Regions from separate parts of the Homo sapiens genome. Here region 2 is linked to region 1. A link is a loop called in an ENCODE intact Hi-C map of the cell type or tissue named here. Cell type or tissue: endothelial cell of umbilical vein. All regions are shown on one strand. Each heading gives the region's core, and the rest is flanking DNA. Links, peaks and the distances in the headings are about the cores only. Region 1 has its middle 63 kb from the start of RRAS2. Region 2 overlaps RRAS2 (RAS related 2).

The links. A loop is a pair of places that touch in the nucleus more often than their neighbours do. Peaks named below come from ENCODE experiments on the same cell type or tissue, not always from the same donor. Only the 100,000 strongest peaks of a DNase experiment are listed, where the experiment ranks them.
Region 2: a loop joins it to region 1, with 6 times the contacts of the local background. A loop is called at or near these places in 3 of 110 quality-filtered maps.

Annotation. Positions count from the first base shown.
Region 1 is chr11:14,417,821-14,426,159 of GRCh38, forward strand. No RefSeq gene overlaps it. Among named protein-coding and RNA genes, the nearest start is that of RRAS2, 63 kb to the left of the region's middle. RefSeq lists enhancers at 4,344-4,996, 4,583-4,877. In endothelial cell of umbilical vein, for the core only: a CTCF peak has its summit at 1,203; a DNase peak (open chromatin) is centred at 4,681; H3K27ac peaks cover 3,580 bases.
Region 2 is chr11:14,318,069-14,326,407 of GRCh38, forward strand. All of the region lies in intron 1 of RRAS2 (RAS related 2), which reads right to left. Among named protein-coding and RNA genes, the nearest start is that of RRAS2, 37 kb to the right of the region's middle. RefSeq lists an enhancer at 5,242-5,321. In endothelial cell of umbilical vein, for the core only: no CTCF peak of the experiment used is centred there; DNase peaks (open chromatin) are centred at 743, 4,633 and 5,453; H3K27ac peaks cover 2,802 bases.

The DNA of each region.
Region 1 (8,339 bases), core at 53-8,052:
AGAGGGCAGAGCTGGGAGCACTACAGAGAAATGGAGTCAGAGCCCCGATTATTCCATGCCTGGGGCCTGCTCTACTTCAACACTCCCCATTATGTACTGTGAAGAATCTCCTTACTGTTTAAGCCAGTTCGAGTTAGGTTTTCTGTTCCCTGGTCCTTAAAGGTTCTTAACTGACAATAAAAATAATAGCAGCTAACATTTCTTGAGAATTGGCTTGTGGAGGCTCACACTTTATACTGGTAATTTTTAAAAATGTTCTAAACAACCTTACAAGGCAAATGCAACTACTGTGCTTATTTGTAAGACACAAGTGATTCTGCTAAAGGTCATTTGGGTGGTTAAGTTGCAGAATGAAAATCTGTCAGAACTCAGAGCCTGTGCTCTTAATCACTGTAGTGATTCCATCCATATGTGAGGCAGAGGAAAACAGGAAGGAGATTGTGAAGAAGTCCCAGGAAGAAGAGGAGATAGAGATATTATTAATTATATTAATATAATTATATAATATTGCTATCTCCGCCTGGAACCTCATCCCTGGGACAGTTTTTCTCTGCCTAGGAACTTTTTTTTTTTTTTTTTTGAGACGGAGTCTCGCTCTGTCACCCAGGCTGGAGTGCAATGGTGCGATCTCGGCTCACTGCAAGCTCTGCCTCCCAGGTTCACACCATTTTCCTGCCTCAGCCTCCCGAGTAGCTGGGACTGCAGGTGCCTGCCACCACGCCTGGCTAATTTTTTTTGTATGTTTAGTAAAGACGGGTTTCACTGTGTTAGCCAGGATGGTCTTGATCTCCTGACTTCATGATCCTCCTGCCTTGGCCTCCCAAAGTGCTGGGATTACAGGCGTGAGCCACCGCGCCCGGCCATTCTCTGCCTAGGAGCTTCTTTTTGTTAAGAACTCGACTCAGATCTATCTTCTCCTCTAAGAAGCTTCCCCACATTCCCAGCTCCCCAGATCTCCAACCTTCTGGGATCCCACAGAAATGTGTTCAGATTTCTATTATAGCCCAGGTTATTTTATAATATGTTTGTTTTCATACCTTCTCCTTTTACTAAACTCAGAACTCCTTGAGGGCAAGCACTTCGATCGGTTATTCCTTGTGGTTCCCGTGCTCAGCTTAGCTCATCGTAGGTGCTCAGGAAAAGTGGGATTGAATGAAGTGAGCATCCATCCATCAAACATCACACCTTGAGCACCCTCTGTCTTATCAGGAACTGTGCTACACCCTAAGGAGTTATATGGTTAAAAAGATCAGGCTTCTGTCCTCTGGAAGTTTATAAACAAATTGAGGATGCGTTTGTATCTTTCAATTATATATTACAGAAACCCAACTCAAACTAGTTTAAGAAGTAAAAAAAGAATGTGGGTAGGGGGCAGAATTAATTTGCCCCAGGCATGTGATCAGGAGAAAGCTGGGCTCAATCTCTAATTCCAGAGGTGGATCCTCTTAGATCCCAATTAGTCTAAGTCAGTTATGGCTATCCAACTCCACTTACCAGTGAGTGTGTCAGGAAGCCGGGCTTAAGATTACCTCCAGCTTCAGGAATCACTGAATCTAAGATCCAAGGATTTCCAACAATATTATTCTCAAAATTACATCTCTTTCTATAACTTGCTCTTGTGTAGCTGCATTCTCAGGATTTTTTTTCCATGTGAAAGTACTTCACAGCTCCATGTTTGCATCCAATCACAGCAATTAGAGCTGCTTGTTCCAATCTTTCCAGCAAAAGTAATTCCCAATGGTTCATCTGCCCTTCACAGAACCCTTCACAGTGACTCTGATTTAAAAGTCCTAAGTCACATGCCTGCCTCTGGATTTTGAGGTGGGGTTAACCCCATCCAAATCATATCGACTAAAAGTGAGGGAACGTGGTCCCCCAGAGGAAAATCAAGTTGCTGTTACCAAAGTGGGAGATGATGCTGGGCAGGCAAAAACCAACATGTCCTCCATACAGGAGATGTCTTATACACTAATAATTATGGCAAGGCCAGGAGTGATGCCTTTCTTGAGAGCTTACAGTCAAAGATTAGATAGAATAAATGGATCATTTCAAGGACAGCTGTCCATGAACGCCTCTTAGGAGAAAGTCTATGAACTTGGTCTTCTGGATAGTAGAATTATGGTAGGTGAAGATGAAAAAGCCTTTCAGATAATGTGGAAAGGCATGAACAGAGGCAGAGAGGCAGGGATACTTTGGAGATTTTCCAAGTTTGGTGGGAAATTTTGGGAATTAAGGCTGGAACATTGGTCAGGGGCTAGACCCATAATCTAGTAATGTACTAACCCTTTATTCAGATGTCTTTCACATATAATCTCAGAAAGAGTATACTAATTTTGGTGGGGACCAAGAATAGGACAATTCTTCCCATGTTACCGATTGCGTGTTACCCAGTACAAGAGACACCTGCTGAGAGAGAGATCACAGTGCCCAGACAGAACAGCACGAGTACCCCAGTGTTCTGCCTTTCAGTCCAGGACTGTGCCCCTCCTCCCAACAAACTCCCTCTCCTCCACATAGAGAGAAAATGAAGTCTGGGGTTGGAAGTCACCAGGACAGCAGCTGTGGCTCAGCCCCATGGCCAGCCTGAAGGATCCTCTGGAGGAAGCTGTGGGAACTACCACCTAGGCAGAGAGCAGGTATCTGAGTTGCATAATGGCTAAGAGCAGACTCCAGAGTCAGACAGGCCGGGCATTTATCACCAGTTTCATGACACGATGTTACCTTGGACAAATCATGACTTTTCTGAGCCTTAGTTCCCTCATCTGTAGAACAAGGATGGTTAATAAGATCTGAATGAGGTAATGCATATTAAGAAGTTAGCACAATGTGGCGGGGCCTCGTGGCTCACGCCTATAATCCCACCACTTTGGGAGGCTGAGGCAGGAGGATCACTTGCGGTTAGGAGGATCACTTAAGGTCAGGAGCCTAGGCAACATGGTGAAACCCCGTCTCTACTGAAATACAAAAATTAGCTGGACATGGTGGTGCATGCCTGTAATCCCAGCTACTTGGGAGGCTGAAGCAGGAGAATTGCTTGAACCCAGGAGGAAGAGGTTGCAGTAAGCCAAGATCATGCCACTCCACTCCAGCCTGGGCAACAGAGTAAGGCTCTGTCTCAAAAAAAAAAAAAAAAAAAAAAGGAAGTTAGCACAATGTCTGTTACATAGGGTGTGCAATAAGTGGGATATTGAGGGCATTACAGTGTGGTACAGACCCTTGAGTCAGATTGACTTCCCAAGGTCAAATCCTGGTCCCATTTTAATTGTTCTATAATGTACTTTCCACACCTCCCCCCCCGTTCCCCCACATTTTAAACATCTCTGAAATCAGAATGCACCTCAGCATTGTAACATGGTTTAATTGTCAGTTATTATCTCTTAGAATATATGAGATAATAGCCTGTCTTTACACTTGATCTCTTATGTTGGGCAAATTACTTAATCTCTTGGTACCTCAGTTTCTTCAGTTGTAAAATAGGGATAATAATAGTGTCTACTTATAAAGTTGTGAAGACTAAATTAGACTTGCTTTGGAAATTTCTGGCACACAATAAGGGCTTAATAAATTCCATGTATTGGTATTGTTTTTATTATTATCATTTCAAACCAGGTAATGGGTGTGGTGGGACCTGCATGAGCTGAGCAGCTAGAAGCAGAAGAGGGGAAGGCTGGTATGGGAGGGGCAATGCTGGTTCTCAGGTCAAAAGGGGAGTGTGATGAACAGTAGCCAGGAAGCCAGACAAGTGTCCAATGCAGCACAAGGTTGATGAGGGCATATGGTTTTCAGGTGAAGACTGGGAACCATGTTAGGGTACCAAGCCTGGTTGCCCAGCGGGGATGGGTTGGTGGGTTAAAAGGGATAGCCAGGTTGGGCTAGTTGGTCTATATGTTCTCTTTGAAATTGCATGTTCTCTGACTGTAATAACTACTGTCTATTAAGTCTTTACTACATGCCAGGGCACTGTACTAATTGATAAGTACTGTCTCACAGAAATCTGTTATCAATCATATGAGTTAGGTGATTTTATTAGATCAATTTTATAAAAGCAACCAAGAAGGTTCAGGCCGGGCGTGGTGGCTCACACCTGTAATCCCAGCACCTTGGGAAGCTGAGGCAGGTGGATCACCTGAGGTCAGGAGTTCAAGACCAGCCTGACCAACATGGCGAAACCCTGTCTCTACTAAAATACAAAAATTAGCTAGGCGTGGTGGTGCATGCCTGTAATCGCAGCTACTGGGGAGGCTGAGGCAGGGAGAATTGCTTGAACTCAGGAGGTGGAGGTTGCAGTGAGCCAAGACTGTGCCATTGTACTTCAGCCTGGGCAACAGAGCGAGACTCAGTCTCAAAAAAACAAAAACAAACAAAAGAAACCGAGGCTCAAAGAGGTAAATTAACATGTTCAAAGTCACGTGGCTATTAAGTGGTAGAGCTGGAACTTGAATAGGGTTTTTTTGACTTTACATCTGGCACCTAAGCTCCTCTGCCACATTCTTGAACTCAGTTCTCCAGCATATCTCAGTGTATCCAGAAGCAATTTTTCTCCCTTTTTCCTTTCCCCCCTCCTCCCCCACCCCACAGGTCTCCACCTCCCAAGTCCACAAATGCCAAACTCACAAGTCATCTGTTTTGCCAAAATTCTGTTCCGATTTGATAAACCCTAGCTGGGCCAGCTCACTCAGCATGATTCAGCCGGAGAGAATAGCAAGGCTGCATGCCCGGCATGCCGACCAGCTGAGCTCAGGCAGGATGGGAGGCGCTCAGGAACCTCAGCCTGACAGATGGCTCCACTCGGCTGTCTCCACGGGCCTGATGCCAGGGGCAGCACTCGTTCTCAGCAGGAGGGAGGTCGTACGAGTTTCACATGCATGGATGTGTGTGTGTGTGTGTGTGTGTGTGTTTCACATGGACCATGCAGGAGTGAAGCTGTGTATTATCCAGAGTGCCCATGTGTATGTGGCCGGTTTGCACATGTTTGTCTGTATGCGTGTGGATGAATGCATGTGTGCATGTCTAGCTGTGTGTTTGTGTGTGTATTTGTGTGCATGCAGAAGTGTATGTGTGTGTGTTTGAGTTTCAAATTTGCATTCATGTAGGATGTGTGCTCATGAGCATGAAAGAGAAAGCTGGGGGTGGGAAGTAGGGGGAGAACGGTCGTGGGCTTTGAGAGTTGAGAATGTTGAATGTTCCCACCTGCAGTGGAGAGTTGCTGTATGCCCCTCCCTCCAGCTCTCTCTCCTCTTCACAGGACTGACTGACATCAGCAGCAGCAAAAGGTCATATCAAGCCCAATGTGAAGTTTAGGCTCTGGCTATGATTTAGGTTTCCCAAACCAACTCCTTGGCTACAGTTTTCTCCTAAGGTAGGGGTACTTAACTGTTTGTTAATCTAGGGTCCCCCTGAAAAATCTGGTGACCAGAATGAATCTTCCAGGAAAATGCCCTCAAAACACATAATTTTATATGCAATATTATGGAGTTCTAGGGGCCCTCCAAAGCCTATCCATGGACCTCAGGTTAGGAAACCAAGTATTATATAAACACTTATTGAATGGCTATGATACTGAGCCCTTGTTAGAGAGATAAGTACATAGAGGAAGAAGATGGCCACTGTTTAAAGAGTACACAGTCTAGCAGGAGGAATAGATGTAAATGCATAACTACAGGGCACTGTAACAAGTGCAGTAGTGGCTGGAGGAAAGAACTGGCAGAGCATGAGAGGAATGAGGGGAAGCACTTCTTGACGGGTTCAGGGAGGAACTCACTGAAGAAGGGGACACTTAAGATATATATTGAAAGATGAGAAGGAATTTATCAAACAGAGAAGATGCAGAAAGACTTGCCAGGCAGAAAGAACAGCACAAAGGCAGAGGGGATGCTGTATTTGGGGAATGATACACATGAGATCAGCCGGGAGCAAGGCTGAAAGAGAGTTTAGAGGTGGACTGTGAAGGGCCTTGTTCACACTAAGCTAAAGGTTTTGGCTTTTATCCTATAAGTAAAGGGGAACTATTGGAGCTCTTTAAACAAGAGAGTGACATGATTTAACTGATGTTTTGCAAAGACCACAATGCATCCGGCACTTATCCAGAGGTCAAATAAGTGGCTGTTGCAACAGTTCAATTGACAGAAAAAAATGTGAACAACAGGAATGTATGGGAAACTAGTATATAGGCTTAAAGAAAAGAGATATTTAGGAGATAAACTAGTAAAAAATTAGATGCCCTCATTAAATGTGTGGGGGTTAAAAAGAAGAAAGAAGGAAGAGTTGAGCATAGTTTCTGTGATTCTAGCTTGAGAAGTAAGGTAGATGATAGTGCCATGCACTGAGATGGAACCATGATGCAGTTTAGGTTCTTGGAGGAAGATGAGTTGTGTTTGAGACACAATGTGAGATGTCCAAGTAGAAATATACATCAAGCAATTGACTATATAGGTCTGGAGCACTGGGGAGAGAGATTTAGAAATGTCAATTTGTGAGTCACAAGCAGACAACTGAAGTCATGGGTAACAGATGAGATCACTAAGGGAGAATTTAGATATCCAGTGAGAAGAGAAGCAAGAAAGAAGTCAATATTTAAGGGGACATGGAGGAAGAGGAATTTTTGTAAAGAAGACTGTGAGAGGGAATTCTTAGGGGTTGAAAGGATTGAAATAAAATCAGGAGAGGTATCTCCTAGAAGCTAATAGTACACAATGTTTTGTTTTGTTTTGTTTTGTCTTGAAATGGAGTTTCACTCTTGTTGCCCAGGCTGGAGTGCAATGGCACGATCTTGGCTCACGGCAACCTCTGCCTCCTGGGTTCAAGCAATTCTCCTGCCTCAGCCTCCTGAGTAGCTGGGATTACAGGCATGCACCACCACACACGGGTAATTTTGTATTTTTAGTAGAGATGGGGTTTCTCCATGTTGGTCAGGCTGGTCTCAAACTCCTGACCTCAGGTGATCCGCCCAGCTCGCCCTCCCGAAGTGCTGGGATTTGAGGCATGAGCCACCGTGCCCGGCCTAGTGTACAAAATTTTAAGAATGAGGGAGTAATCATTAGTGTCAAAGGCTAAAAAGAGGCCAAGTAAGCAGAGGACTGATGTAAAAACCATACATAATCAAAAGACAGAAAGAAGACTGGAAGGAAATATAAAATACACAAAACATTAATCAGAGTTATCAGCATGAGGAATTATAGGAGTTTTTACATTTATCAGAGTTATTACTATTGGAGATTATAAGTGCTTTTATATTCTATTTTACAGTTGTTTATCTCAATGTTCCCAGTCCACTCCAGTGCATGTGGACCAAATTTGAACAATGAGAAAGAATACCTGGAGAAAATTTAGAAGGCTATTAGAAGACTTTCTTCCAGCCAAGAAAGAATAACAGGCACTGGATTTAACCTCCTGCCTAAAACAATTATAAAGCAATAGGCCAGGTGCAGTGGCTCACACCTGTAATCCAGCACTTGGGAGGCCAAGGCAGGTGGATCACCTGAGGTCAGGAGTTTGAGACCAGCCTGGCCAACGTGGAGAAACCCCCCTCTACTAAAAATACAAAATTAGCCAGGCGTGTTGGCACATGCCTGTAATCCCAGCAACTAGGGAGGCTGAGGCAGGGGAATCACTTGAACCCGGGAGGCAGAGGTTGAGGTGAGCAAGATAGCGCCACTGCACTCCAGCCTGGGTGACAGAGTGAGTCTCTGTCTCAAAAAAAAAAAAAAGAAAAAGAAAAAGAAGAAAAAAAACAATTATAAAGCAGACAAAATTATACATAACTGTTTCTGATAGTGCAGGACACTGATCCTTGAAAGAGAGAGAGAGAAAAAAATGAGTCCTAATACTGCACAAGCTTACTGTCTGCAGTTTCCAGGCTGTAGTGCATAAAAGAGTAACCTAGGCAGAGCTGGAAGATTCTCTGAGTTGAGGAGACAGCTGATTATTCAGGGAGGCCAAGATGGCTAGAATTCACAGGGCAGAGTATCAGGGGGAGAAATTTGCATAGAGAGAACTCTAGAGATCTGCAAAGGGTTCCCATTAAGTCTTCATCTGAGTACTAAAGACTGTATGCATATGAGGAAGCTACTAGAGGCTGGAGAAAGCACACTTCACAGAAACAGGTGGAATAATTCTTGGTGTTCACACAAGGTTGGAAATAGTTCATATTCCTAACAACCAGGGTGAATAAATCTCATAATACATTGAGCATGGGAAAAATACCCACAAGGATATTGCCTCATAAAGGAGCCAAATTACTCCTAGAATATACTGTGCTCCCAAAGTTTCAAAGCAACCTCAGAGGCATCAAACTGTTTCCAAGCAAGTTAACTGCATCCTGAAACAAAGCTCAAAACAAT
Region 2 (8,339 bases), core at 266-8,265, 100 kb before region 1:
AGCTGTCCTTTATACAGGAAAAGGAAACCCTGTCTTCGCAAAATCCTGAAGGCTTTTCTATGTGTAAACCCTAGAGAAATACCTGTCAAATGAGTAACTATCCTAATAAATCCTATATGGATGTTCACTTCTTTTAATACTTGAGTGCAGCCGGGCGTGGTGGCTCATATCTGTAATCCCAGCACTTTGGGAGGCCAAAGCGGGTGGATCACCTGAAGTCAGGGGTTCAAGACCAGTCTGGCCAACATGGAAAAGCCCCATCTCTACCTACTAAAAGCACAAAAATTAGCAGGGCGTAGTTGCGCATGCCTGTAGTACTAGCTACTTGGGAGGCTGAGGCAGGATAATCACTTGAACCTGAGAGGCAGAGGTTGCAGTGAGCTGAGACCATGCCACTGCACTCCAGCCTGGGTGACAGAGAGAGAATCTGTCTCAAAACAAACAAACAAACAAAAAAAAAAACCTTGAGTGCCCAGGGATGAGATGGCACCTATTCAATTAACCATCCTGATAAGAAAAGCAAAACCCTTCTCTCACAGGAAGGCTCCTGAGCCCAGCCAGGTGCAGCACTACCTGTGTCTCCCAGTGCTGTAGTCATTCCAGCTCAGCAGGGCAGTGGAACAGCTGAGACAGAAGAAATGTTTCCTGAGGAAGGCAGAGTGTTTAGGAAAGATAACCCAAACACGGACATTTTGTACATTCTTTCAGTCCCCACTTTGGACTATTGAAAAGTAAATATAAATCAGACTTTTACAAAACTTAAGTATTAAACTTCAAATTCCTTCAGGGAAACATATCTGTATACTTTGACTCACACTTACTGACTTGGCAACAATACAGCTATCATTTACTATGTGTCAGGCACTAAGTGCTTTACCATATTAATTCATTGAAACCTCACAGTCCATGAAGTAGGTGGTCTTATTATCGTCTCCATCATACAGGTGAGGAAAGACTTTAAGTAACTTGCCCAGTCACGAGGCTAGTAAGCATGGAGCAGAAATTGATTCCCAGCAGTCTGGCTCAATTCTGTGCCCCAAATTACATCATTACAATGAGAGCTACCTTCAGAAAACAAAAATAAATGTATTGCCCCTGCTTTCTCTAGATTCATGGAGTAACATGTCCAGATTTTCTCAAATCCATCTCCCCATACACCTCCGTCAATCCTGACATTTGGCAATAATGCCAAGCAGGAAAAGAAGCTTTTCCCAAGGTATGTGAGTAAAACCTGTACTACAATAAAAATTATATTAACTATTCAGGTTCCCTCTGTCTTTTTTTTTTTTTTTTTTTTTTTTGAGACGGAGTCTCGCTCTGTCGCCCAGGCCGGACTGCGGACTGCAGTGGCGCAATCTCGGCTCAGTGCAAGCTCCACTTCCCGGGTTCACGCCATTCTCCTGCCTCAGCCTCCCGAGTAGCTGGGACTACAGGCGCCCGCCACCGCGCCCGGCTAATTTTTTGTATTTTTAGTAGAGACGGGGTTTCACCTTGTTAGCCAGGATGGTCTCGATCTCCTGACCTCATGATCCACCCGCCTCAGCCTCCCAAAGTGCTGGGATTACAGGCGTGAGCCACCGCGCCCGGCCGGTTCCCTCTGTCTTCTAAGAGCACAGATAACTGCAAGTTTACCATACATGATGGAGAATTTCTGCTACTTCCCCTGTAAAATATTTTCAAAATATCTTACTCACTCAACTGATAAAAGGTGATAAACCTACCTAAAAGACTTTTGGTGAAGAGAAGTAAGTATCAGTTGTATTTTTCAGAGCGCAGAAAAGTTGTGTGATCAAAACAACAAAAATAAGATTATAATTCCAGTTTACTGATGGACTCGAAAAACATATACGTTATAAAACAACTAAACAACTCAACTGTAGCTATGTTACATGTTTAAAATGAACTAATCATTGTAAAAATGTTTAAAGAATGGGAATGATAGCAGAAGAAAAATGTCACCATGAGAGAGTATAAAGATGGGTTAAAGGTTTTCTTCCTGCAAAACTCAATTTGTTTATTAAGTTGTAGCACTGCCCACCCACCGCACCCCACAAAAAAAGCCACATTCATTTGAGGTCACTTTACCTCCTGCTATTTCCTTTGCAGTGAGTCTGCAAAGTTCTAATGCACGGTGCTGATTTTATTCATTGAACAGAAAGCAATTGAGTGAAACATACAAGCAACTAAACCTTTGGCATCCTGTGAAACCACAAGAGAGCAAGATATTTTTTCCCAGGTTCTAACATCTTTTTAAAGCTGTTTTTTCAAATAGCAGTATGCCTAGAATGACTGCATGCTTGTCTAGAGTCATGTGCTCAGTACCAAAAGCCAGATCAATTGACTCTGAGACGGGAAAGTAATCAAGACAAAAAATTTTAATGGATGTCTTAATTTAAGCAGCTCTCATTTACTTATTCTTTCATTTAGCTAATTTCAATCTATAAACAAAATAAAAGCAGTAGACAGTTTTTCCTATGGAAACTCATTAACACAGCTTTCAGAGTTAAGCTTCAGCTTAGCCCAGATTCCCCTTAATCAATTATTTGTTGCTTTTAGAAAAGGTTGTGCAAAAACATTAGCTAAAACTGGTTAAAATTAAAGCACAGGGAAAGAACTTTTCTGAAAGATATTAAACATACTATTAATTTATTTTAAATAGGATGGATTGGTAAAAATAAAAATATAAAAGAACTTAAGTCAAAATTCATTGTTTAAGAACCTAACAATCATAAAGTCATATAAAGTAGTATGCAGTAAAATGTGGGAAAACTATAAAAATGTTAATTTTTATAGTAACTTAACACAACAATTTAAAAAAATGGTTGCAAATGGCTGGGCATAGTGGCTCACGCCTATAATCCCAGCACTTTGGGAGGCTGAGGTGGGCTGATCTCCTGAGGTCAGGAGTTCGAGACCAGCCTGGCCAACATGGTAAACCCCGTCTCTACTAAAAATACAACAATTAGCTGGGTGTGGTGGCAGGCGCCTGTAATCCCAGCTACTTGGGAGGCTGAGGCAGGAGAATCACTTGAACCTGGGAGGCAGAGGTTGCAGTGAGCCGAGATCGGCCAGTGCACTCCACCCTAGACAACAGACCAAGACTCCATCTCAAAAAAAAAAAAAAGATTGCAAATAAGTAAACACACGACGCACGTCAATATTTTAAAATCTTATGTCTATACCATTCCTCCTTCCCCTAACATGACTAGTCAACAGCAAATTTTAGGTGTTCTCAATAAATTTCCCTTGGTGAAATGGTGGTGGGACAGGGAAGGGAACTAACTCTACAAGGATGGCACGAAAGTCCCTCATTCTTTATACTCACTTAAAAGAATGATCAAAAATTGTCAAAACTTCTGAAGTTCTTGTATAGGGGTTGGGGGTTGGGGGCTACATTTGTTATTATTTTTGCCATGTCTTGTGTTTTGTGTTTGATCATCCAGGAGCAAGTGGGAGTGGGGAGAGCAGGGAAGCTGTTTACCTATTAAGACCACTTTAGCCTACCTATGATCACTTCTAGCCAGGTTGGATGGATCCTTCTTAATAAAGGAAATACCAGATTTAGCTCCCTTTCCACTATCCCTGGCTTGTTGCTGGCTGAAAATTCAGTCTCTAATTGAAAGTCTGACCCATTTCTGAAATTTTGCCTGTTCTGTGTTTTTATCACTAAATGCTCCCCTGCTTCCATTTAAGCTCACCCTTGTTTGAGTGAGGTGAAGACAACATTTGAAAATGTGTTTGGTTTTTTTGAACCCAATAATGCATTTAAAAGGTATATTTAATCCAGATCTAGTTATTAGTGGCTTCTGGTATAATTCCTCGTACTGTAATCATATGACAATGATTAGTTCATTATAATTAACTACAATTGAACTTTGTTTAGTACTTTTAAAATCCCATCTACCTAGCTATAATAAATCTATTGACTATATACTATTTAACAGTTACTATGCTAGACACTGTATAAAAAACAAAACACCACCAATAAAAGTGTTTGCCCCAAAAGAGATCACAATCTAACTGTCAAGACAAATATACCCAACAAAATAGGTGATAACTGCTATCAGGAAATATCAAATATGCTGGGCACAGTGGCTCACACCTGTAATCCTAGCACTTTGGGAGGCAGGGGCAGGTGTGTCACTTGGACTCAGGAATTTGAGACCAGCCTGGGCAACATGGTGAAACCCCATCTCTACCAAAAATACAAAAAAAAAAAAAATGAGCCCAGCATGGTGGTGCACACCTGTAGTCCCATCTACTTGGGAGGCTAAACTACGAGGATCACTTGAGTGCAGGAGGTTGAGACTGCAGTGAGCTGAGACAGCGTCACTGCACTCCAGCCTGGGTGACAATGTGAGGAGACTCTGTCTCAAAAAAAAAAACACAAAGAAATATCAAATGCTATACAAACACATTCCATCTAGGAAGACACAGCTAGCAACATTTCCTGCTTCTCTTCCTTGATGTTTAATTTCTTTCTTCCTATATTTCCCACAAATAACATTTTTTCCAAATTATTTACCTAAGAAAACCTTAATCATCCAACAAGTAATTCCTCTGTAATACGTATGTTATTGGCTAAATACAGCAATCCAGATCTATATCTATGTGTTAAAGTAGTCACAGTCTAATTTATCTTGAACTTATTAGGGAAGTACATAACAACCATTGTTAAAATTTTATCAGCCATACCCATCAAGATTCCGGATTAAATGTTAAAAATAAATGAAATCACAAACAAGTGAGCAAGAGGCTATAAAAAATGACCATCAATCCAATCAAGACAAATGTGAATTTAAAAAATAAAAAGTTAAAGAATGACCACTAAGATCTTAAGAGGAAACACACAGAACTTATGGAAATAAAAAATATAACCTAATGGTAAAAATTCAATAGATGGACTAAAAAGCGTATCTCTTCAAACACTGCTAAGGAGAACTAAAGGACAGACTATAGTGAACATAACTACAGCTAGAGGAGACATTTAAAAGAGAATACTATGAACAACTTTATGCAATAAATATGAAGCACAGACAAAATGGACATACGCCTAGAAAAATACAAACTCAAAATTGATTCAAGAATAATTAGAAGGCTGGGTACAGTGGCTCACACCTGTAATGCCAACACTTTGGGAGGCTGAGATGAGAGGATCACTTAAGCCCAGGAGTTTGAGATCAACCTGGGCAACATAGTGAGACTTCATCTCTACAAAAACAAAACAACAACAAAAAAACTAGGCCAAGCATAGCGGCATGCGCCTATAGTCCCAACAGCTTGGAAGGCTAAGGTAGGAGGATTGCTTGAGCCTGGGAGGTGGATGGTGCAGCAAAGTGAGATCACACCACTGCACTCCGACCTGGGTGACAGAGCGAGACCCTGTCTCAAAAAAAAAAGGATAATCAGAAAGCCTGAACAGCACTATGACTAATAAAGGAAGAAAAAATAAAATAAACTTCCCCCTCTTCCCCCCACCGGCACACACACAAACTAGGTCTAAAAGTTGTAAAAGCAAGGTCTACCAAACTTTCAGGAAACAAGTAAATCCAGTATCACACAAATTCTTCCAGAGAATAGAAAAGGAGGAAATACACCCCCCAAGTCATTTTATGAGGCCAGTATAATCTGGATACCAAAACCAGACAAGAACATTATTAAAAAATGAAAATTACAGGCCAATTTCACTAATAAACATACATGAAAAGAGTCCATATGCAAAATATTAACAAACAGAATCCAGAATCCAACAGTATATAAAAATATACATTATGACCAATATGTCCCAGAAATTCAGGAACAGAATATATAGACTTTTTTAAAATTATAAATATAATTCACCATATGAACAGACTAAAGAAAAACACTATAAGAGATATGGAAAAAGGATAAGAAAATGTCACATTTGTCTTAAAAAAAAAAAAACTATAGCAAACAACACTTTTTACAGTGAAACTCATTAAAATCAAGAACAAGTATGTATGTCTACTATTACCATATTTATTCAACATTACATTGGAGGTCCTAGTTAATTTAATAAGAAAATAAAGTGGTATACAAATTTTTAAGAATATATTTGATATGATTATCTGCACAGGAAACAATATACATAATAATTATTGGAATTAGAATTCAGCAAGGTATTTGGATATAAAAGTCTACATAGTCCCCTCAACCTGTCGAAAAAATAAACAGCAAAAAAAAATACCACTTCTGTATAAAGCTATTAGAAAGCTTAAGTCAAATAAAAGACACCATTTACAACAGCAACAGCAAATATATGATATGCAGGACTAACTCTAGTAAAAATATATTCTAGACCTTTAGGGAAAGAAATAATTAAGCTTTAAACAGAGGCCAAAAAAAAAAAAAAAAAGGAAAACGTATATGAGTGTAAAAGCATTCTCTTCATGGATAGAATTGTCAAGGTATCAGTGCTCCCTTAACTGACCCAATTTAAATTTGTTTTAACATTACTGGGTTTTTCATAGAATTTGACAAGCTGAACCTAAAATTTATAAGCAAGAAAATAGCCAAGAAATTGTTTATAAGTGTAAGAGTCATGAGAATTTTTTTGTTTTGCTCAATGCCATTTTCCCAGCACCTAAAAAGTTCCTGGCACATAGCAGTTGTCTCCAATATATGTGCTGAATGAATTTTTGAATGAACACAGCAGGGAAACTTATCCTACCCTCTACGAAATTTAGAATGGAAATGACACAAGAATAGGCAAAAAAGACAAATGGAACAAAACAGAAGGCCTAAAAATAAATCCACATGAATGAAATTCGATATATAAATAGAAGAGCAGATCATAGGGGAAGCATAGAACAGTACTCAAAAAGTGATGCTGGGATAACTAGTTTATGCATGTGGAAAAAAGCGAGATTGAGGGGAGAGATTATAAAGGGTTCATAAATCTCTAAGCACAGCCTGTATTATCTCTAGATTCTTCCTAGCAAAGCCTCACAAGTTTTACATTAAGATGCTATTCTAATTGAGAAAATATATAGTACCTCACCTGGAATGGTAATGCACAATAATATAAACACTTACTGCATGTTAGCTATCATCGTATCTGAGCCCTCAAACTTACCCTGATGTGAAGCCTTGCTTCACCACTTCCCAGCTTTGTCATTGGAGAAGTTACTTGAATTCACCTTGTCTTACCACAAAATGAGCTTGCACTAGCACTTACCTCAGCAAGAGTACTGTTGGGAGTTTCTTTTAATCCTTTTAGTATTTTTTTTTTTTTTTTTTTGAGACAGAGTCTCGCTCTGTCGCCCACGCTGGAGTGCAGTGGCGCGATCTTGGCTCACTGCAAGCTCTGCCTCCCGGGTTCATGCCATTCTCCTGCCTCAGCCTCCTGGGACTACAGGCGCCTGCCACGACGCCTGGCTTTTTGTATTTTTAGCAGAGAGGGGGTTTCACCTTGTTAGCCAGAATGGTCTCGATCTCCTGACCTCGTGATCCTCCCGCCTTGGCCTCCCAAAGTGCTGGGATTACAGGCGTGAGCCACCGTGCCCGGCTTCCTTTCAATATTTTTATTTTAGAATGGCATTAAGTTTGTAGATTAACAATTAGAATTGACACTGTTAAGAATCTGAATTTTCAGATCTGGAAATATAGTATGCTTTTCTGTTTAAGTCTTTGTCTTAAAAAAATTTAATGTTTGCTTTAAAATTTTGTATGGAAGACTGTAAAAAAAAATTTAACACACATTTTTTAAGTGTGTAGAAGTAGTCTTTTTGTTTGCTATTCTAAAAGGGGTGTCTTCTTCCATTGTATCTTCTACTTGATTTGTAAAAACTCTAAGTATTACATAAAATACTGTCCAATTGTGGAATGCAGTAGAGGCTGGGGAATGAGCAGCAACTGATAGCATTTTGAAGGAGGATCAAGTCTGGAATCTCACTATGCTTCTCTCATCTCCTTCCTTGAATTTAAGATGTTTTTTAAGAATATTACAGAATAGCATTCAGCAAAACATGGACGTGTACTAGAACCCCTTTGAGAGAACTTGGTTTTTTATTCTTGAATGGTGCTAAAAAGTGACCTTATTATCCCATAGCATGGAATCCAAAAATAGTAGTAAAGAAGGCTTCCACAGAATATGTGCAAATCTGAAAATCTCAGGGCATGTACCTAATGCTATATTTATTTTTCACAAAACCGGAAATAGTGACAGCTTAAAACAAGTAACTAGACTGTTATATAGCTTTTAAAATGCTGCTGCTATTGTGTAATTTTTAGCATTTTGTATATTGAATTTCTATGCCAGGAAGTATGCCACTGTTAACTATTTTACATGATGCCTAAATTTTATTTTAAATAAAAAG